2 separate regions of the Homo sapiens genome follow, and region 2 is linked to region 1. The links are chromatin contacts, found by Hi-C or POLR2A ChIA-PET in ENCODE. All regions are on one chromosome and are shown on one strand. Each heading gives the region's core, a stretch centred on a gene start or an enhancer-like site at or near the end of the contact. The rest is flanking DNA. Distances are from core to core; before and after follow the strand shown.

Region 1 (4,267 bases), core at 526-3,025:
AGGAAATCCATAAAGTAGGTGGGGACAGGCTGTGAAATCACCCAAGTCTTTAAAACAGGCCAAAGTGCCCAGCCATCTGGGTGCGTAAGTAAGGCGTGGATACTGCCTTGAAGCAGGATGCACACGATGACTTCCTTGGGGCCTTTTCCTGTTGTTAGGAATCCAGTGATGAGGCCACATTCTGTAAACTCTCAGTAGGGACCAGAAGTCAGAGGCTGGGCACTGCTGCCGGCTTGGCTGCAGTGCTCACTGCTGGGCTGAGTCACAACCCCTCCAGAGGTGGGCACCCACCTGAAGAGCAGGCAGTTGGATCATGGCCTCTGCACCAAGTTCTGAGGTCCTCCAAATGAACCAACAAAGGCACAGTAATTTGGGGGAAATCACAGGAAAATTCCAAGAAAAAACCGAGTGCCAACAAAAACAGAGAGCCCCAGCCAGGCACGGTGACCCACGCCTATAATCCCAGCACTTTGGGAGGCCGAGATGGGTGGATCACCTGAGGTCGGGAGTTCAAGACCAGCCTGACCAACATGGAGAAACCCCGTCTCTACTAAAAATACAAAACTAGCCGGGCGTGGTGGCGCGTGCTTGTAATCCCAGCTACTCGGGAGGCTGAGGCAGGAGAATCGCTTGAACCCGGGAGGCAAAGGTTGTGGTGAGCAGAGATCACACCATTGCACTCCAGCCTAGGCAACAAGAATGAAACTCCATCTCAAAAAAAACAAAAACAAAAACAAAAAACCAGAGAGCTCCCATTTTCTCAACTGCCCTAATTTCCTTCATCATCTTTATCATGATCTATAATGACTGGACACTGGTGTTTCCATGTTGAACACCTGTCCTGTGAAACCAGACTGTAAGCTCCATGAGGGACAGCCCTGTCCTCACACGAATCTCCGACGCTGAAAGTAGTGAGTGGCACGTGGCAGTGACTGAAAACCTTGCTGACTCTCCTTAAAGGACCTAAGACCATTAGATGGGTCACTGGAAAAGTTTTTTAGTTTAACAGGCATGGTGCAACACCAAAAAAGCCAAAACAGCCTTAAATAGCATTCAAACACTCTTTCTTCCATGCCTTCAGTCCTGCTATCTTGGTGGTATTAACACATCAACCATGTCTCCACTGTAAGAGCTATACTTCAACCTCTGTGGGGAGAAAATGACTCAATAGAAAATTCCTTCCTCCCAGCAAAAAAGACACCTAACTCAAACCCTATGTGTGCTCACACGGCTTTGCACTCGTTGTTTAACACATGGATCCCAAAATAAACTTGTCTCCCTTCACTTCCAACATAGAGGACTACTGTGTGACCAGTAATTAAAAATGGAATATACTGCTCTTAACTCAGTTGACTGCAATAAAGTACTTGGATTTTCCCACAATCATAACAAGACAGGGCAGAGAAAGGAGGCAGGGTTGTGGGGAGAGGCAGAGACTCGGTATTTCAGAACCCAGACCTTTGTCAAAAGTGCCACATAATTTTAAGAAAACGGAGTGGGGCTGTTTTCTTGTGATTACTTAAAAAAAAAGGCGGGGGGGGGGGGAGGAAACTCAAACCACGCTACAGTAATTGTACCCAGATGCTTTATTTCCTCAGGACTGTTGTGCTTCCAGTTGCTGCAAGGATTTTAAATTCCTACACAGAGTAGAGGCCTATGCTGCAGCTTCTGCATCAGCCTCACATCCACAGACCTGGTTTGCAACCTCAGTAAGCAAAGGGTTTTCAGCCTGCAGGTGGCAGAGACCCCCGGAACCTTCAGGGAAAGGAGGTGCCGGCTGCTTTCTGTTTTCCCCTATCCTGTTCTTATCTCCTCTTAATGAGATGCTGTGGCCCTGCCCCTCCCCATAAACCAGAGGGGAGCCTCCAGGCAGGGAGCACAGAACTGACCTGACAGAACTGACCATAGGGGTCCTCCTCCTTCTCCTCCTCTTCCTCTTCCTCCTCCTCCTCCTCACGTTCCCTTCTCAAAACAATGCAACTTCAAAAGTATATGCTTCTAAGTCTGTGCGTTCAGGGCTTTCCAAGAGCCCTCTGAAAATTTACTCACAAGGTCACTGCCCAAAAGGCAATACCCTCTTCAACAAGCATTTTCTAAGGCAAGATCAAGGGACACTCGGCAAGGGGCCAGGACTCCAACAGCACTGGGCAACGGGACCTTTTGAAAACAGGCAAACTTTTACAAGTGGATCTTAGCAAACTGCCCTCACCAGAGCTTCCATCCTCTAATTGTGGACTACTGCTTCCAGCATATCTTTCCTATGGCATCATTTTCTTTGATAATTGAAGCCAAGCTTGATTCCAATGGCTCCGCACAAAAACGGGCCTCATCAGCGAGTTCTTTCAGAGAACTGGAAGCAGCACTCGGAGCCAGCAGAGGGCCATCTGCTGGGCCCGACTTCTTTTAAGGGAGGCCAGAGCAGAGGGCCCAATGGGAGGCAGATGAGCCCCACCTTGGGCAGGACACACAAGGGCCCGTGCAGAAAGGCGAGGACACAGGGAGGGCTCTGTGCACCCAGCACCTTATTCTCCTCCCCAAAATAAATGCTGGGCCCAGTGCCCAATCCCACAACCCCCCTTCGCACACACCTCGACACTGTGCGTGTGTGTGTCTGTGTGCCGGGGATTTTACACGTGCTCCTACCAACAAGTTGCTTTTGCTCTAGGTTATTTATAGCCATTGTCAAAAGCCCAGGCATCCCCCTCAACCACTCAGACCAGAGTCCTGCCCTCTGAGGATAATTCCTGCTCTTCCGCCCCAACTATTTATATTAAACCTGACACCAAATCAGTAAGGACACAAACAAGTCGTTAAAAACGAGGCTCCTTTGAGTGCCCGAGGTAAACACAGGGCTTGCAAGCCTGGCCAGTGCCCCAGGCATCCGGCTGCCAAGACCGCTCCTCAGCAGCTGATGAAGAAAGACCATCCTCAGCAGCACTGACGTTTCTGTTCCATTCATTTTACTAACTTATTAAGCCCATCCCAGATGCCAGGTACTCTGCAGAATGAGTGAGTGTGCGGGAGAGGGAAGGGGGGAACTTAAACCTTAGATGGGATCTCTACATTCCAAGAACTAGCTGGAAAAACAGACTTCAGTTCAATAAGAAAGTTGAGGCATGGGGGTCAGGGGGCCACTCTAAAACCTTACAATGGAAAATGGGCTAAGCCAAGAGTCACCCTTTAAAAGTGACATCCCAACCTGGTTGTCCTATTTACATCATCATTACTAATTATACTAATTATAACACTTTGCGGCGGTTCAAAACGTTTCTCTCTACAAAAGGCTTTCATGTTTATTATTTTGGTCCTAATAACAATCCTATGACACAGACAGAAGGAATGGTGCCCACCCATTTTACAGATGGGCACATGCCATTCAGAAAGGCTTCAACACCCAAGCAGTAAGTGGTGGACCGGGCTGGAATGCAAGCCTTTGAATAAGGAGTCAGCAGACCTTTCCATACACTGTGCACACACTCGAATATCTTGCACGTTAAAATGATGTGAGATCATCTGGCTATGTCTTAAATTCTCTTTAAATATGCCCAGTTAAGACATATGAGCTTCAGAGAGTCCTTTAAGATGCTTCATCTCAACCCAACAGTGGGAGAAGGCACACGTGAATCTCGTATGGAAACTCTCAGGTCAATGACAAGCTGTCACCTCTTTATCAGTGATGTCCACGGTTCACAGCCAAGAAGGCAGCCCTGGAAAACAGGAGCTTCTGTCCCTGCCTTCTGGATCTCAAAAGCTTCATGAGTTGCATCCTGGTAATATCCCAGATGAGGCAAGCCCAGGCTGAGTCGCAACTGCCCACCCACAAAGGGGAGGGTTCACAGCAGAGCCCTGCCTGGGGAGGGCGTCCAAAACCACACACTGTGCTATTTACGAAGGTGACACTCTGGTCCCGGCAGTGGGAGACACAGAAGCCCCAGTCAGGAGGCCCCTGGAGAAGCAGCCTTTACCACGGCTCTTAAGTAGTCTCAGCTCTGGCTGCCAGGCTAGAGGGCAAGGAGGCCAGCGCCAGAGGCTTACCCAAATGGTCTCATAATGGGGCGGGCAGGCGTAGCAGGTGCCCGGCGACTGACCTACTGCAGAGGCCAGACCCAGGATCTTCCTCCCAGACAACTTGACTCCACAAGCATAAAGACACTGAAACACCTCCCTGGAACCTGTGTTTCCTTGCAAAAGTCAACCTGGTTCCACTTAGGTGTAGACCAGATGTCTGAGTAAAACTGGTTCCCAAGCCACAAGCGCGCCCCCTGGT
Region 2 (4,267 bases), core at 1,286-3,785, 380 kb after region 1:
ACCACTGAATTGTACACATACGAGTGAATTGTTGGTATGTGAATTTTATCTCAACAAAGCTGTTATTAAAAAAGAAAGCGGAAAAAGGAAAAGTCAAAGATTCCACCACACCCATGAGGCCTCACATAATCCAATCCCAGTGACCTCTCACAGCTCATCTCTACTGCTCTATCCCACTACCACCACCACAGTCCACCTACCTGCTGCCCAGGCCTATAATGTGTCAGAAGTGCTCTCACCTTGTGGGCAGGAGGTTCTGCCTGATATTCACACAGTTTCTTTCTCAAAGTATTGAGGCTTTGTTTAGCATCACCTTTGTACTGAGACCTTCTAGACCACTCAATTTTAAATTGTACATTGCAATTCCCCAGCCACTAAGTCCACCTAGTCCCCCTATCCCTGCTTAGCTACCCTTTTGTTCCACAGGATATATCACCTTCAGATTCACTATATAATCTACATCTTCATTAGGGCTGTTTGTAATGTCTCTCCTGCAGTGTAATGTCACCCCATGTTCACTGTCGTCAGTGAAATAGTATCAACGATTTATCACAGTGCCTGGCACATACAGGGAATCAATAAATACTAATCAAATGAAAACAAAGATTGCACAGTGTACCCAACTTGGTTCAAGACTTGCTGAATTTACAATTTCCAACGTTTAGTTCCAAATTCTTTAAAACACACACAAAATAAATAAAAGCATGTTGGATCTAACTTTTTCTATCACTTTGTCCATGTTATGATCAGATGCAATGAGAAAGAGATGTTCTTACAGTCATGAAAAAGCTCTCCATGTCAACAACATGAAAATGGTGCCTTTTATTCAAAGCAATGCAGTATTTTACTTGTCTTTAAACCCCTGCACATTTGGGTATAACTTAAGACAATATTTTTTGTCTGAGGCAATTACCAGCTAACGTGGCAACCATTCTACCACTGGCTACTTTATATTACTTATTATTCTGCTTCACTGGTATATGGAACTACTTGTACTTTGTTCAGCTTGTACACAATGCCTTCTTTCAGGTTACCTTTTGGTAAGCACTAAGATTAGTTAAGACACGAATATTGGAGGAAATGAACTATGAAAAATGCTTCTTTCACAGTTTTTCACAATATATTTGAAAAAAACATTTCAATGCATTTATTCAGACATGATTAGACTTTAAGGTTCTAGGAACAAAGATGTTCAGTGAAAGGCAACGAGTTTCACTGCATGAGAACAAAATGCATATTACCACCCACTACTGTGTCTAACACCACATTCCAGTTTCTGGTTCTTACATTGAAGTTTGAATGCCCTCTAGATTATAGCATGCTATTTAGCACCCAAGTATTTCTTTGTAAATACCAAGGATTGCAATCCCAAAAATATTAAGTCATCAGTGTAAAATTCAATTAGAGTTCTAAGATTACTGATTCATAGATAATTAGTATTGTGGTCAAGAATAAATTTAAGGAATGATTAAAGGAAGCACAGTCAAGCACACTTTGGTTTTTTGTTTCTAACTCAAGACTTTGGTTTCAAGACTCTCTTTCTTTCAGTGCTTTTCATATTGGACCTCAAGTGAGATTCTCCTTAATCTGTCCTCGGCAATCCAGACTCCAGTACCCTTGATATTTTCCAAGCAAGCCATGGCTGTTCTTGACTCTAGGGCCTTTTGCCCATCATACTATCAGTAGGTCTTTTCATTTTTTTTTTTCATCCAGTCAGTCTTTTCAAAGTTGACTCAGGTTTTCCTTCTTCTCTAAGGTGTTCTTTAATCCCACTAACTGAATAAATGCCTTCCTTCTCTCTATGCTCTAGGACTTAACATCTTTATTCTTCTAGCACATTGTGTATTTCTCTATAAAATGGAAATGTTTCAAATATGTAAGCTTTGTTTAGTAATGCAGATAATGAGCCCACAAATAAAAGAACTATGGCAAGTCTTTCTTTTGTATATTTATTAAATAGCTGCCATGGTATGCGAAGTAAAGATGTATTAAATTCTTAAGGATGAGGAGGAGGGACATCAGCAAGATGGTAGAATAAAAGTTCCACAGCTCCAGTCTATCTCATAGAAATCCAACTAGCAACAATTCACAGACAAGAAAACCTTCGTGAATATTCCAGAACATAGGAGTGAGGCTGACACATGCTCTTGGATTACAGAACTAACAAAAGTCACATTACAAAAATAATAGAAATGGTTTCACGTTGACTGTATCATCTCTCCCACAAACCACCATAGTGCCACACAGAGAGGATTCCCCTGGGCCCATGGTTTCTACAGTGGGAAAGAGGTGAACATCCAGCTTTCCCAGCATTCCAAGATGTTTGGCAGGAGGCCCACTTCTGCCTCGCCTTAAAAGGAACATTGGGAGTATTAGCAGGGCTAGAACATCTGAGATCAGCTATAAACAATGAAGGGAAAATGGAGCTCACAGCAACCTCTGCATTCTGGCCAGTGGAGGCACCCAACCAGAGAGAACAACAAATAGCATCACTGAGCAGGAAGCACAGTTGACAGATCTGCCAAGCTCAAGTCCCTAGCCAGATTTGCCACCCAGCCTCAGAGCTTGGCATACTTCCCCAGGCTCAGAGGCAAGCCCAGATCCCTGCATATCTGCAGAGCAGAGCATGTAGTCCAATACAATCTTAGCAGTGATTGCCCCTGTCTAGTGTTGGAGCCCAGCCTGAGGTGCAGGCAGGGAGCCAAGCCCAAAACTACACATAATTGTGGGCATAGCATCTAGCTTTGCCCATCTGAGTGGCTGGCTGAGCAGCAACCCCAGAGACCTTGACAGCATTGGAGTCTGACCTTCAGCCCTGTCCAACTACAGATTTCAAACATGAGTACCACCATGCCAGGGAACCCAGCCTGCAACCCTGCCTAATCAGAGGTTATCACAGAGCCCAGCCAGCAGCTGTGCTTGATTATGCAGCCTAGCCAATGGTCTCACTGGACTGTGAAGCACAACCAGGAGCCACACCTGACTTCATATAACAGGCAGCAGCCCCTCGTAACTAAAGAACCCAATAGCAAAATCTGCTTGCTCATGGTCACTATCAGCTGGTCCATCCAGAATCTTAGGCTAGACTAAATATTGAAAGTGTCCATCCCCACCAAAGGACATCTACAAAGGCCAAAAGAGGAAGCCAATTCATCAAACGTACAGACATGAAGGTAAGTACACAAAGATTACAAAAAAAATCAAGGAAATATACGCCACAAAAAGAAACTAAGAGAGAAAGCTCCAACAATGAACCCTAAAAATATGAGGATCTATAAAATGACTGACAATTCAGAATATTCCTTCTAAGAAGATCACGGATGTATTAGTTTGTTCTTGCATTGCTATAAAGCCCTGAGAGTGGAATTTATAAAGGAAAAGAGGTTTAATTGGCTCACAGTTCAACAGGCTGTACAGGAAGCATGATGCTACCGTCTGTTCAGCTTCTAGAGGGGCCTCAGGAAACTTACAATCATGGCAGAAGGCAAAGGGGGAACAGGTGCATCACATGGCTAGAGTAGGAGCAAGAGAGAGTGAGGGCGAAGGTGCCACACACGTTTAACAACCGGATCTCATGAGAACACCCTCACTTCCACGAGAACAGCACCAAGGGGATGATGCTAAATCATTCAGGAGAACCCGCCCCCATGATTCAATCACCTCCCGCCAGGCCCAGACTCCAAAACTGGGAATTACAATCTGAAATGAAATTTGGTTTGGGACACAGATCTACACCGTATCAATAGAATTATAAGAAAATATGGATAGAAAAGTAAATAAAACTTGGAAAACAATATGCAGACAAAAGAATTAGTTTGACAAAGGAACGGAAATTATTTTTAAAAATAGAAATCCTAGAGATAAAGAATACAATAACTAAACTGAAAAATTTTATTAAAAGCTTGAACATCAGACTCAAACAAATAGAAGAAAGAATCAGTGAGTTCAAAGACAGGACATTTAAAATTATTGAGTCACAGGAGCAAAAAGTAAAAAGAATAAAGAAGGCTTATGAAAATTATGGGACACCATCAAGAGACCTAACTTTCACATAATAGGAGATCCAAAGGAGAAGAGAGAGAGAAATGCCCCCCAAAAAAGCATATTTAAGAAAATAATGGCTGAAAGCTTCCCAAATCTAGAAAAACATGTCAATATCCAGGGACAGAAGATTCAGAGGTTACAATCGAATTCAACCCAAAGACAGTTCACGAAGACACATCATAATCAATTATCAAAAATCAAAAACAAAGAAAGAATTCTGAAA

The links. A loop is a pair of places that touch in the nucleus more often than their neighbours do. ChIA-PET counts read pairs that join two places held with the same protein, here RNA polymerase II (POLR2A). Pooled maps may share reads with other maps.
Region 2: a map of cardiac septum shows a loop between it and region 1 (4-fold over the local background). The contact joins two enhancer-like sites. A Hi-C loop is called at or near these places in 2 of 168 maps with a recorded cell type or tissue (cardiac septum and heart right ventricle) and 4 of 50 pooled maps. POLR2A ChIA-PET finds 5 or more read pairs at or near these places in 1 of 52 experiments (OCI-LY7).

The regions. Positions count from the first base shown.
Region 1 is chr17:65,552,315-65,556,581 of GRCh38, forward strand. All of the region lies in intron 2 of AXIN2 (axin 2), which reads right to left. Among named protein-coding and RNA genes, the nearest start is that of AXIN2, 7.2 kb to the right of the region's middle. RefSeq lists enhancers at 2,111-2,883, 2,884-3,657. Within about 2 kb of position 1,776, at least 2 of the 41 ENCODE cell types and tissues checked have a DNase peak (open chromatin) inside an H3K27ac peak, as active enhancers do.
Region 2 is chr17:65,929,161-65,933,427 of GRCh38, forward strand. All of the region lies in intron 18 of CEP112 (centrosomal protein 112), which reads right to left. Among named protein-coding and RNA genes, the nearest start is that of CEP112, 260 kb to the right of the region's middle. Within about 2 kb of position 2,536, at least 2 of the 41 ENCODE cell types and tissues checked have a DNase peak (open chromatin) inside an H3K27ac peak, as active enhancers do.